Linked DNA regions of Mus musculus: region 2 is linked to region 1. Evidence: chromatin contacts called from ENCODE Hi-C or POLR2A ChIA-PET data. All regions are on one chromosome and are shown on one strand. Each heading gives the region's core, a stretch centred on a gene start or an enhancer-like site at or near the end of the contact. The rest is flanking DNA. Distances are from core to core; before and after follow the strand shown.

Region 1 (5,712 bases), core at 1,445-3,944:
CATGAACAAGTGCTCTTAACGATTGACCCATATCTCCAGCCTCATTTTTACTTTTAAAAACCTTAATTTTTATTTTAATTATGTGTCCTCGTGTGTGCAGATGTCCACAGAGACCAGAGGTGTTAGATCTCTCTGGAACCGGAGTTACAGGTAAGCGCCATCCAGCGTGAGTACTGGGAATTGAAGTCAGGCCCTTGGCAAGAACAAATGATCTTAACCACTTAGCCATCTCTCCAGCCCCATGCTTGTTTTTAAAGTTGTGTAATTAAATATGACATTAATTGTGTAACATAATGGTTTCAGCTTTTCAGTGTTTGTTTGCTGAGGTCTTCTTAGATCATGGTAAGGACACCTCCTACTGTTTTGTAAGAGCTACCCCCTTGCCCCTGTGGCTGTCTCTTTTCCTCTCTTCCTAGCCATCATGAGGTGAACAGCTTCCTCTGTCACACATTCCCATCACAGTGTGCTGTCTTGACACAGGCCAAAAAGCAATGGGACCAACTAATATGGACTGAAACTTTAAAACTACCAGTCCTAATAAACCTTTCATTTTTGCTTCATTTTCTTTTTCTGAGACAGGCTTTCACTATGTAGCTCCCTATGCAGAGCCAACTGGGTTCCAACTCACCTGCCTGCCTCTGCCTCTCAAGTGCTGGATTAAAGGTATGCACCACTGCACATAGCTTCTTTTCTATGAAAAGAGACAGCCACAAGGGCAAGGGGGTAGCTTTTTAAACTGACTGCCTAGGGTATTTTGTCATAGCAATAGAAAGTTGACTGGCAATCACTTCTTTTACTACAGGGACATGGGTGTCACAGTTCAAGTGGATTCTACGACAGACCTCACAGAGGGTGTGAATGGTCTGCAGAGACCTTTACCTCCTGGGCTTGGCGCTGGGTATCAGTCCTGAAGGTATTGGAAATCTCAGCGTTTTCCATTCATACAAGTTTCCTATGTGACAGCAGCTTTGGGTGGGTTGAGGCAGGGAGACCACATCAGCCACAAGCTTCATTCTGAACATTTCCCCCAGATAACCTCCAATGTTTCTGTAAACGTAGAACTAACAGGCTTAATTCAGAATTTTCTGGGGAGCTGGGGATTGACAGTCGGGACAGCTCTGATATCGTAACACTAAGTTCTCTGCTTCATCTCCTTAGGGATCATCTTTAATGACTGTTTAAAAAAAAAAAGTGAGAAAAAGCCGAGTGACAGAGAACAGGAGAGAAAGCTCCTCTCCCTGAAATCAGTCTCGGAGATGTTGCAGTCGACACACAGCTCTGAAGCTTTTAATGTGCAGCTGTGAGAGGTGGATTGCTGAGCCACAGCGATGCAATCCAAAGTCTTCAGAAGATGAGATCCTGCACGTGTGCAAAACTGCTTCCGTGGCATCCCTTGTTGGGAAGCTTGATGGGTGGGTCTATCCAGGGTCAGTGTGGGAGTGGGACTCCTGCGGTAGGATGTGGCATGGCCTGAGGCCTGAAAGCTGCTGCAGCCTCTGGTCTGGGCTACACTCCTGCAGAGGCTGATCAGATAGATGCGCTAGGGTATAGTCTTACTCAGTACTCAGTAGGGAACCTCTGAGAGGGGATAGAACATGCCAGGGGGATGGGTAAGAGGCAGAGTGAGAGATGGAAGAGAAAGGAAGGCCCCCCAGGACAGTCCTGGCCTCTGTGTAGGAGGTGGACGGAGCAGTTGTGCAGGAGGCCCTGCAAGCCCCAAGGTCTCAACATTGACCTTCTGAGTGGGGCTCACTCAAATGTGACACTTATTCCTCATTCATACAAGGGTATGGGTAGATGCTCAGGTCACAGATCTTGGCCCTGTCCCCTTTGTGACTTGTGTACTACTGTTTCCTAGTCTAAGAGTAGGACACCATGGTATAGAGACTCTTATCACTAAAGCTACATCATCTTATCCCTAACCATCCCTAGGGACTGCCAGTGTGTGGCTCATATGGACCCCTCTGCCTCTGAGGGATGGTCTCTACTGCCTTCTACTCCCTGCAGGTGCTTGTCCTTTAGCTCCCAAATCCCAGGGCCTTTTGTGAACTGTGGTACCTCTCTGGGCCTCCATCTTGATTTCTTCCCATTCCATCCAGGCCCTTTTGCAGGAGATACCAGGCAGGGTCCTCTGGAAGCCACATAGAGACCAGGAAAGCATCTTTTCTGAGATGTCACCCAAGTTGTGATGCAGCTGTTCTGAAAAGTCACATATAGTGCATACCAAGTATCTGGAACCCCCAGTGTATCATTTTCATCAAGGGGCTAAAAGGAGGAAGCGACAGGGGGGTCAGCTCGCAGGATCGAAGGAGCTGCCTGCTCCTCTACTTCTGCAGTGCCGTGCATGACTCCAGAGCTGAGCGGACCTGAAGGGAGCACGTAGCATTGACTGGGATGTTTGCACAGACCTGCTGCCATACTGCAGGGGTAGAGTATGAGGATCGTGGGGATGGCTGATGAGCCTTGTCCTTGTCCAGGTTTCCTGTGCTACGTGTGGGCATGTGTGTGACAAAGGCTGGCTCGAGGGAACAAAGCAAAGCTGCTGTCCCCTCCTGGGCTCTGCCCAGCTGTGCTCACTGTAAAGCTCTGCCCCTCGACAGTTCTGAGGCTTCTGCTGGTGACATGAGGAAGGCAAGCTCCCTGGGGCTGAGCCTGTGAATGCCACACAGGCAGGGGGCCTTATCCTCCCCCTGGCACAGGCTGCTGGAGGCTTGCCAGATGGAGCTGAGCCGCCCCCAACAGACAGCATAATATAGGTCCCCAGTTAGACCCTTGAGGCCCAGACAGTGGCTTAGGCTCAGTGTAGTTGGCACACACAAATGGAAGATGCCTCCGAACTTCTTTAGTTGGACCCAGAAAAGGGTTGTGCTTAGATTACTTCTCCCAGGGGGTGTGGGGATGACAACCTATTTTTAAAGGCTCAAGTGGAAAAGCCTTCTTGCAGCTGTGAAAATACTTTCAGGGTCAGCTTTCCCGTCCTCGCCTGCTGCCCCTGCTGACAGGAACGAGGATGAATGGGCTGCTGGCCTCGGAGCCAGGGAGAGAGGTCAGTGCTTGCACCTCTTACATGGGGGACAGCGGGGTGGCAACACAACAGAGAAGCCTGCCATGGGGGAGATTTCGTGTTTTCTCATGGATCACACTCTAGGTCTTGTAACACAGCACTTCCCTATACGGATTTCTGAACATGAAGCAGTGGCACCCGCAGTGAGCTACTGAGGGTCTGGGATCTGCCTCCCATGAAATGGGTACACTCCTCATCCCAGTTCATCTGTTGGCCCCGGGAAGAGCAAGGCCTCTCTTAGAGAGTCGAATAAATGTCTGCCAGGCCTTTGAACAACGTCCGTGACGATCTGAGGCCCCAGAGAAATGTGTCAATCACTAGCTGCTTGGTTTGCAACATCTGGAAGGCTCTGTAGCCTAAATCACCAAGAGTAAAAATTCACAGCAAGGTGCTTTTCATGGGTCCAGTTGACTCCTTAGAATAACTTCTGGGGGACAGGCTTCTGCTGTGCACAGCATCTCTTTGTGGTGCTGAGGACGGAGCCCTCAGCTTCACATGCTAGAGCCACGGCCGTCCCTTCATGCTTGTGTTTCTTTTACAGTCTCTCTGAGATGCTGAGACCAGAGGCGGTGGACAGAACCAACTCGCTATGCAAATGAAGACATGGAAACTAAGCCAAGACCATATATCCTGTATGTTCAATTGAGATCTCAAGAGACATTGGGTTGAGATGATATATTTTCAGAAAGAGCTCCACATGACCCCATGCACCAGGTTCAAATGGGACTTTGTCATCTTTCTGTGCCTGTGGTTATTTTAACTGACAGCCATGTGAGAATTACCTCTTTCTGCATCCAGGTACTGGTAGATTGGAGCAGAAATCACCTAGCATCAAAGGACTCAGCCCAGAGAGGAATTAGACCCTGAAGACTCAGACTCAGCTATCTAAACCTTCCTTAGGCACGCCAATCTCCAGGCAGGTTCCCTTCCTTAGGTAGTCCCCTCCCTATGTAGGCTCTGCCTATCTTCCCTGGGCAGGCCCCTCAACTCAGGCATGCTCATTTCCCAGGAAGTCTCCCTCCTCAGACATCCTCTTTCCTAGGGAGGTTTCCTCCCCAGATACATCCCCTCCTCTCACTTGCCCAGAGGGAGTACAACCCTCTATAATGGCCGGATAAACAGAAAGTCTGAACGAAAACTAGCCAGTGAGTCTTCCCAAAGCTTTCACAGGACAGCTGCTTCCTGATCATGACTTTGGATCTTGGGATTTTTCCCTTTTTTTGGCTAATGGTTGAGCATCTTTAGAACTCAGGGTTCCCATTGCAGCTAGGCCAGTGTCTCATTCAGCGTTCTATTGCTGTGGGGAGACAGCATGACTTCAGTGACCCTTATAATGGAAAACATGTAGTTGGGGCTGGCTTCCAGTTTCAGAGGTTTGGTCAGTTGTCATCATAGTGGGGAGCATGGCAGCACGCAGGCAGACATTGTTCTGGAGAATTAGCTGGGATTTCTACATCCTTGTCCATTCAGATCCATAGGCAGCAGGAAGAGAGAGATTCTGGGCTTGCAATGGGGTTTTAAAGCCCCCCACCCCACCCCCTGTGACACACTTCCTGCACCAAGGCCACGCCTCCAAGTCCTTTCAAATCATGCTACTCCATTTGAATGCTGGTGACCAAGCATTCAAGTCTATGACCCTATGGGGAACACTCTTATTCAAACCACAACAGCCAGGTTGCCTGCAGGACCTACCTCAGTTCCTGGCACACAGTGGCTACCTAAGGAATGTCTCTTCCCTTCTATGGGTGAGGTGATCCGGCAGTTGGACTGCCTAAGAGTCCTGTGGTGGCTGGTGGCTATGGTTGAGCTGGAGACAGGTCCAGCTACCTGCCTGAGATCCAACATGGCTTCAGGGTTAATGTTGTGGAGAGGACACCAGGCAGTGGGCATGCTGGGAAGAAGTGAGGCTCCAAAGTTCCAGGGATCCGGGAATTGTGATCTGGGTCTTATAGGTCTGGTAAATGTTTAGCATATGGCTGGAGTGTAGAACCTGGCCTTTCTTTGATGTAAACATTTACACTGTAGCTGATACCTGGAAGAAATGGGAGCATGAAGTCCAGCTTTGGGGAGCCGAGGTGACTCTAGGATATCACTGGAGAAACAGCTGACCCCAAGTACAGGTTCTGGGGTCAATTCCACTGAGACCTTATGACTGTTACTTAATGTCTGTCACCCACACGTCCTGAGGAAGATCAAGCCCTTGAACTTTAGAGCTGGAAGGCTTGGTCCCCTTCTGGTTACTGCATTTCTGGGCTTTCTGTTCAGACATTGGAAGTTGTAAAAGTAGCACACAGAGAGCAGCTGTCCATCTCAAATTAGGTGGAAGGACCACCTGGTCAGCAAGGGAGCAGAGCCAAGCCCCAGGTGGTGACCTAGGTAGACAGGATGCAAAGGATGAGGAGAAAGGCAAGGCCTTCTGGCAAGGCTGAAACCTCTGCCCAATTCTGCTCAGGCTGGGTCAGAGGGCACCGCTTTGGCCTTCTGGTCTACCAACAGGAGTCAAGGCTGACAGCGTCTGACTGTGAACACAGAGGAAATCCTGAAAAGCCAGAGAAATTCATGGTGTTCTTGTAAGAAGCAGCCTGAGACCCCTCCCACTGCCACGGCCTCCCTTGTGCTGTAATAGCAAGGAGACACACTTCGGACCC
Region 2 (5,712 bases), core at 1,807-4,306, 130 kb after region 1:
CATGCTCCTGGTGTGCAAACCAGCCCTTCTCATTGCCGTTCATGCTCTTTAGGGCTCATTCCTATATTCCTGTTTTAATATTACAAGATGCAAATGCATGTGGAGTTTCTCCTTGGATGACAGCAAGTAGAGATCTACTTTTTAAAGACAGAATTGCCCGGGTGGGGAGCAAATCTCCCAGCGTTATTTGCTGAATTCTTTTCGGTGGCCTGAGATGACACTCTGCTGGATCCCAGGTGTTTGGAGAACGCTTCCCCGGAGTGGGTGGATCTGCTGCTCTCTGGTGCCACTTGGTGAACTTAGAGGTCAGGCTGCTGAGCAGGTCTACTTAGGCTTCAGGCATCCTCCTGGATCCTTCCATCAGCTGCAAAACCCCACCCATGCTTGTGTGTTTACTTGTTCACAGGCTCAGCTCTGCTGTACTGGGGTTTGTTTTGTTTTGCTCTGTTGACCGAGACAAGATTCATGGGCTGGCCTCAGACTCACAGAAAACCTCCAGCCTCTGCATCCCAAGAGCTGGGATTACAGCTGTCAGCCACAACACTTGGCTTCTCCCAGGTCTCGCTTCGTGTGTGTATGTCTGTTTGCATGCTCTCCTGAACTAACCCCTTCTATCACTGTGAAATGTCTCTCCGCACTCTGGGTGACTCCCTGCCCTGAAGCCTTCCTGCTCTGACACCTGCTCCAGCTGTCTCATGATGAGAGTTTATGAAGTCTATCTTGGTAACGCTTTGTGTCTTCTCCCGTCTGTGTCTTTGCCTGCCCGGTAGATGGCTTAGCGATGAGTGCTTCCTCCTCTTATTTGCTTAGGCTATTTACATTCCTCATTCCCACAATAATTGCATTCATTTCTACTTATATTTCAGCATTTTAATTTTTGTGGCAATAAACAGTCGATTAGCTTTTAGAAAATTTAAAAGAGGAGTATTATGTGTTCCACGGTGGAGCAGCTGTCTCTACTGCTCACTTTCCCATGTAGCCCTCCAGCAAGGACACTGGCTCCTGAGCATTTGCCCAGTGCTCTGTGAGGTTGATTCACGTAACCCTCGTGGCAACACCAGCCAACATCAGCCAACACAAGAGGCTCTGAGGAAGTTGGGGTCAGGGTGGTCACAGGAGCTGCCTAGTCTCAGAGGCAGATCCAGGACTAGAATCTGTGTCTGGTTGCCTATTGACCCATGCAACCAACCAGTAGCAAGGCCTGGGAAATGGGGAGAGACAGAAAGCATCTGCAGCTATCCCAAGCAGGATGAAATTGCCTTACCACAGGCCTGCTCTCCGGAGAAGAAGGCTGAGGCTTCTGTGACCTGGCATGGCAGGGAGCTGTGAGAAGGAGCAGTTATTCAGGAAAACACAAACTGGACCACAAAGGCAGTCAGGAAGGAAAACCTGCTGCGATCCAGACTGAGGGACCAGCAAGGAGAAGATGTTAGGTCAAAAGCTAGTTTAGCCACAGAACACGGGGTCCTCTGGGCAGAAGACAGATAGAAAGAGACCCAGATGAGTGTGCAAAGGGAGTAGGCTAAGGACCTCACCTGCCCTAGGCTAGAATGGCCTACTGTCTGGGAAGGCTCTAAGCAGACTCCTCTCCTCAGGTTGCTTCTGGGCCCATGGCTATCATCTGTGGGTTACTGCAGAGCAGTCCTGAGAACCTGGGTCAGGTAAGTGACAGTTATTGGCCCAGTGTCCTGAGCAATTTCTTCCCAGTTCTGTGCTTTGACTTCTTGCTCTCTCAAAAGGATCCTCTCTTCCTCCAGAGAGATGCTGTGCAGTCGCCATCTCAGAGAAAACCTCCTCCCGCTCCCCACAGGGCCCAACATAGACACACACGGAAAGGACATACCCAAGGGACAGCCTGTGCAGATGTGCCCATGCCAGTGTGAGGCTCACCATCTCGCTGTCATTCCTCTGTGTCCACATGCTGACCAAGATGAAATCCACTCAGAACCTGCACTTGGAGATACTGATAGGATCAATGGGGTTTCCCAGGTTAGAACACACAAAAAGCAAATAGTAAACAAAGCCAAGCGTACTTAAAGGAGGTGAGCTCACATTTGTGCTTGATCTAGGAATGGCCTGGAACGCCCTGCCAGACCACAGCCTTGCACAGACCAGAGCAACCTTACTCAGAAAATACTTTTGCAAGGGCATCCACCCAGCCGTGGCCTGCCCGAGTTTGGACGGGCGCCACCTTGTTATTGATCCTTGAACACTCCTGTTTTAAGTCTCAGTGGAAGAAATGGCTGTTTCAAAACAGCTTGTGTGAGCCTCTCCATCTCGCCTGTAGAAATGTCCCCTTGTCTCTGTATCCTTGAATCTGCGGTGAGCTCCCCAGTCTCTGAAAATGTACTTGCTACTTGCGAGGTGACAGGAACGGAGAAGGGCAGGTTTAGGTGACACACTAAGGCCCTTTCAAGTCTTACCCCACACACGTCGTGTCAGCCAGCACTGTGGTAATGTTTTTAGGCACCAAGAGAGGACACAATCTGAAGGTGTCACCAAGGCATCAAGACAGCTACTCCCCCATAGGGCCAGGGGCTGCTGTCATCTAAGTGGCTTTTACTGAAGACTGGCTTGAATTTAAAATCTGATTTGATGCAGGGTAAGAACTAGAAAAACTGTAACCATAGCCTGTGGCTGTACTTCCCGGACTCATTCATGTCAGTGAGACAGACACAGAAGGCCTCTGTATGACCAGGAGACAGTGACCAGGAAAGCAATTGGAAGGTCCTAAGCTCAGGAAAGGGCTGGGGCTTTGAGTTGCTCTGGGCTGGATAGTGGGTCTTATATCAGAGACCTGGCCCTCAAGTGGGGACATAGTGTGAGTGTGGTCGACCAGTAAGCTCCTCTTTGCTACTCTATTCAAAATAAAAACAAACTCACCTTGGGACTGACCTCAGGAATCGGATCCGTGGTTGCTGAATGCTAATGGAGAAGCAGCTTAGTGGCCAGGGCTTGGGGGAAAGGGTCCCTGCTTCCCAGCTGTCACCCACGCTTGGCCTTGGTGGCACCACCCAGCCCTGCTCTCTACCAGGGCTCCTCATAAGCGGAACTGGCACCCATTCCTGTCTGCTTACCACTGTTGTCCCCTTCAGTGCAGTGCATTCCCCTAAAGCGTGTCCCCTGTCCTCATGGTGGCCCTGTCCTCTCCTGCCCTTGGCTCAGTATCCTCAGACCAGGTTGTTCTAACCCCACTTGGTTTCCTCCCCTCAAGCACAGTGGCTGAGTCTATGTCTGATTATGTCTCTCATTTGCACTTTGAACATCGGCAGGCTGTTTTCCTGAGAACCCTAGCTGCCATCCGCTTCCTGCAAGAAACAGCTGGCCCTTTGGAGTGTTGTCATAAGATACCCACCCTATGACTGATGCCAGCTCTTGGGCAATATAGCCTTTGGTTCTTGGTTCTCATGCCCTCTCTCCATGGCCCACACAGAACCTTCTGAGACCGTCTTCTTACTTCTCGAATGCGCTTTCAGTCTCCCACCTCCAGCTCTTCAAATGTAAGCCTTTTATCTCTCTTACCTCTGCCCAGCCAGAAAGCTCTATAGCAAATATATCAGGAATGTCTTCTTGGGGCTGGGTCACTGCCATGCACAACAGCCAGTTGGCAAGAACAAGGGGCTGGTCCCATGATGTTCAGGATGCAGACCAAGGTGGGGGAGAGAATGCAGAGGAGGGAGAGAGGGTGCCAGGGCAGATGCTAAATCTGTCACCAACCTGCAGGTGTGAGGGCCCAGCCTGGGTGTTGGGAGACAAGATAGGTCTCTTTCCTGCCAGAACATCTTCATGGCAGCTCCAGTTCCAAAGGCGTGGGTGACAGCTGGAGTGGCTGACCTCACTCAGTAAACTGAGCTCCACTGTAATCCATCTGCCTACTGGACATGCCAGCACCGGCTCACATAGCTGCCAAGCTTGGTGAGGACTGTGGGTGAGCACTGTTGTCTCTCCCATTTCCCTGCCTCCCTTGGAGTGCACCTCTGGAGACCTGGTCCAGAGAAGTTAATGTGCCCCACGCACACAGTGAGCAGGAAGCTGGGCTACCTCTCATCCTGGCCGGTGTGTTCCTGCCATACCTGGGCTGCCCAGTGCCCCTCTTCACATGTAGCCTTCTGCTCTCCAGCTCTCATTTCTAAAGACAGCCTGAGATATCGGGGTCATATACCATTCTCCGTTCCCAAGGGCTGCAGCACTCTAACATGACTCTCTTGGTGGAAATAGCCTCAGGACCCTGAAAGCCAACCTACCCCAACTTGCAAAGAAACTGGTAGACTCTGAGGCTCACCCTTCTCTCCAGTTCCTCAGATGTCTGGATTTCCAGCCCTTTCTCTCTTGCTCCACCCTCCTTGTTCCTGGGGCACTAAGGCAATTGCAGATGCCTATGAGAAGAGCCGCTCCCCTCTGCACAGCCAACCTTGAGGCTTTCAGGAGGGCTCCACCCACTCCTGATCACCCCAAACTACCTGGTTCAGTCTGTAGTTGGGAGTTGAGGATTTGGGGTGGAGTAGGGCACGTAGATAGGAGTTGAGGCTGCAGAAGCTACAGTGCTCCATGGTACAAGCTTTAGAGCCCAGGCTGTGGGCAGAGATCATAGAGGGTCTAGGACCCCTGAGGCAGAGAATGGAGTTGGAGGCTAGATTGTGTGCTAGAAGCAGTGGAGGAATTAGCTAGGGGAGGAGGATCCAGGCAAACTAAATGCTGGAGAGTGATAAAGGGACTTTTCCTTCCCACTGAGGCCCAGGGCTAGTGCCTGCCTGGCTGCTGGGGGGCCAGGACCCAGAGACAGCTAGTCTTCTTCTGTTGTAGTGATGTCCCCAGCCCAACAGATACTGTATGGGAACTGCCAGACCTATGAGTCTTGAACAAGCCAGGAACCGAGCAGATCTGCTGGGAATGCCTAACAGAAGCCCTCCAAGCTCCTTACCCCTATTACCATGAGTGAAGGATACCTCCTTCCTTGGATAAGATATGGGACTCCCCATCATCCCAGTTAACTCTAATGGAGGGCTGATAGTCACCATTCTGGGTCAGGACTGATGGTCACTCAGGTCTGGTTAAGTATCAGACTGTGGCTGGAATACAGGTCACTGGGTCCCACAGGTCACATGGTGCTTTGGAACTGGCCCTCCCTACCTTCTTCTGGGTATTTGAACCTGCCTCTACTTCCTCATCTTGCTCTCACTGCAAAGCCATGCCTCTTCTCTCTGCCTGGAGCTGGGCCCCTCCCCACACTGAGAGAAAGCACAACCACACAGGTTTGATGGGGCAGAATCCAAGTTTCAGGCAAGACGTGGCTTAGAAGCCTTCACTCTGCCCATCCCCCCTGCTGTCCACATGCCAGATGTTCAAGGCGAGTGTCACTGGTCCACACAGCCTATGAGACACCAACAGTCAGCTTGTGAAAGTGGGCTGCCCCTTCCTCGGGGTTGCAAAGTGAAAGGCAGCCCCACTTCTCAGCTCCTCATCACCAGTGTGAGAAACTGAGCAGGGCCTGGTCCCCAGCGAGTACAGAGTAAGTTCCGAGTTCTTGAGCAGCAGTTCTCAACCTGGAGGTCTTGACCCCTTTGTGGGGTTGCATATCAGATATTTACATTATGAGTCATTTAAAAGTAGCAAAATTACACTTATGAAGTAGCAAGGAAATAATAACACAAGGAACTGTATTAAAGGGTTACAGCACCAGGAAGGCTGAGAGCCACCGCTCTTGAAGGATGC

The links. Hi-C counts contacts between places; a loop is a spot of excess contacts on that map. ChIA-PET counts read pairs that join two places held with the same protein, here RNA polymerase II (POLR2A).
Region 2: a loop to region 1 is called in a map of heart, with 2.0 times the contacts of the local background. The contact joins two enhancer-like sites. A Hi-C loop is called at or near these places in 1 of 37 maps with a recorded cell type or tissue (heart). POLR2A ChIA-PET finds 5 or more read pairs at or near these places in 1 of 5 experiments (embryonic stem cell).

What each region holds. Positions count from the first base shown.
Region 1 is chr1:92,209,648-92,215,359 of GRCm38, forward strand. No RefSeq gene overlaps it. Among named protein-coding and RNA genes, the nearest start is that of Hdac4, 32 kb to the left of the region's middle. Within about 2 kb of position 2,695, at least 2 of the 3 ENCODE cell types and tissues checked have a DNase peak (open chromatin) inside an H3K27ac peak, as active enhancers do; they include heart, where a contact is called at or near this core.
Region 2 is chr1:92,340,180-92,345,891 of GRCm38, forward strand. No RefSeq gene overlaps it. Among named protein-coding and RNA genes, the nearest start is that of Gm35992, 37 kb to the right of the region's middle. Within about 2 kb of position 3,057, at least 2 of the 3 ENCODE cell types and tissues checked have a DNase peak (open chromatin) inside an H3K27ac peak, as active enhancers do; they include heart, where a contact is called at or near this core.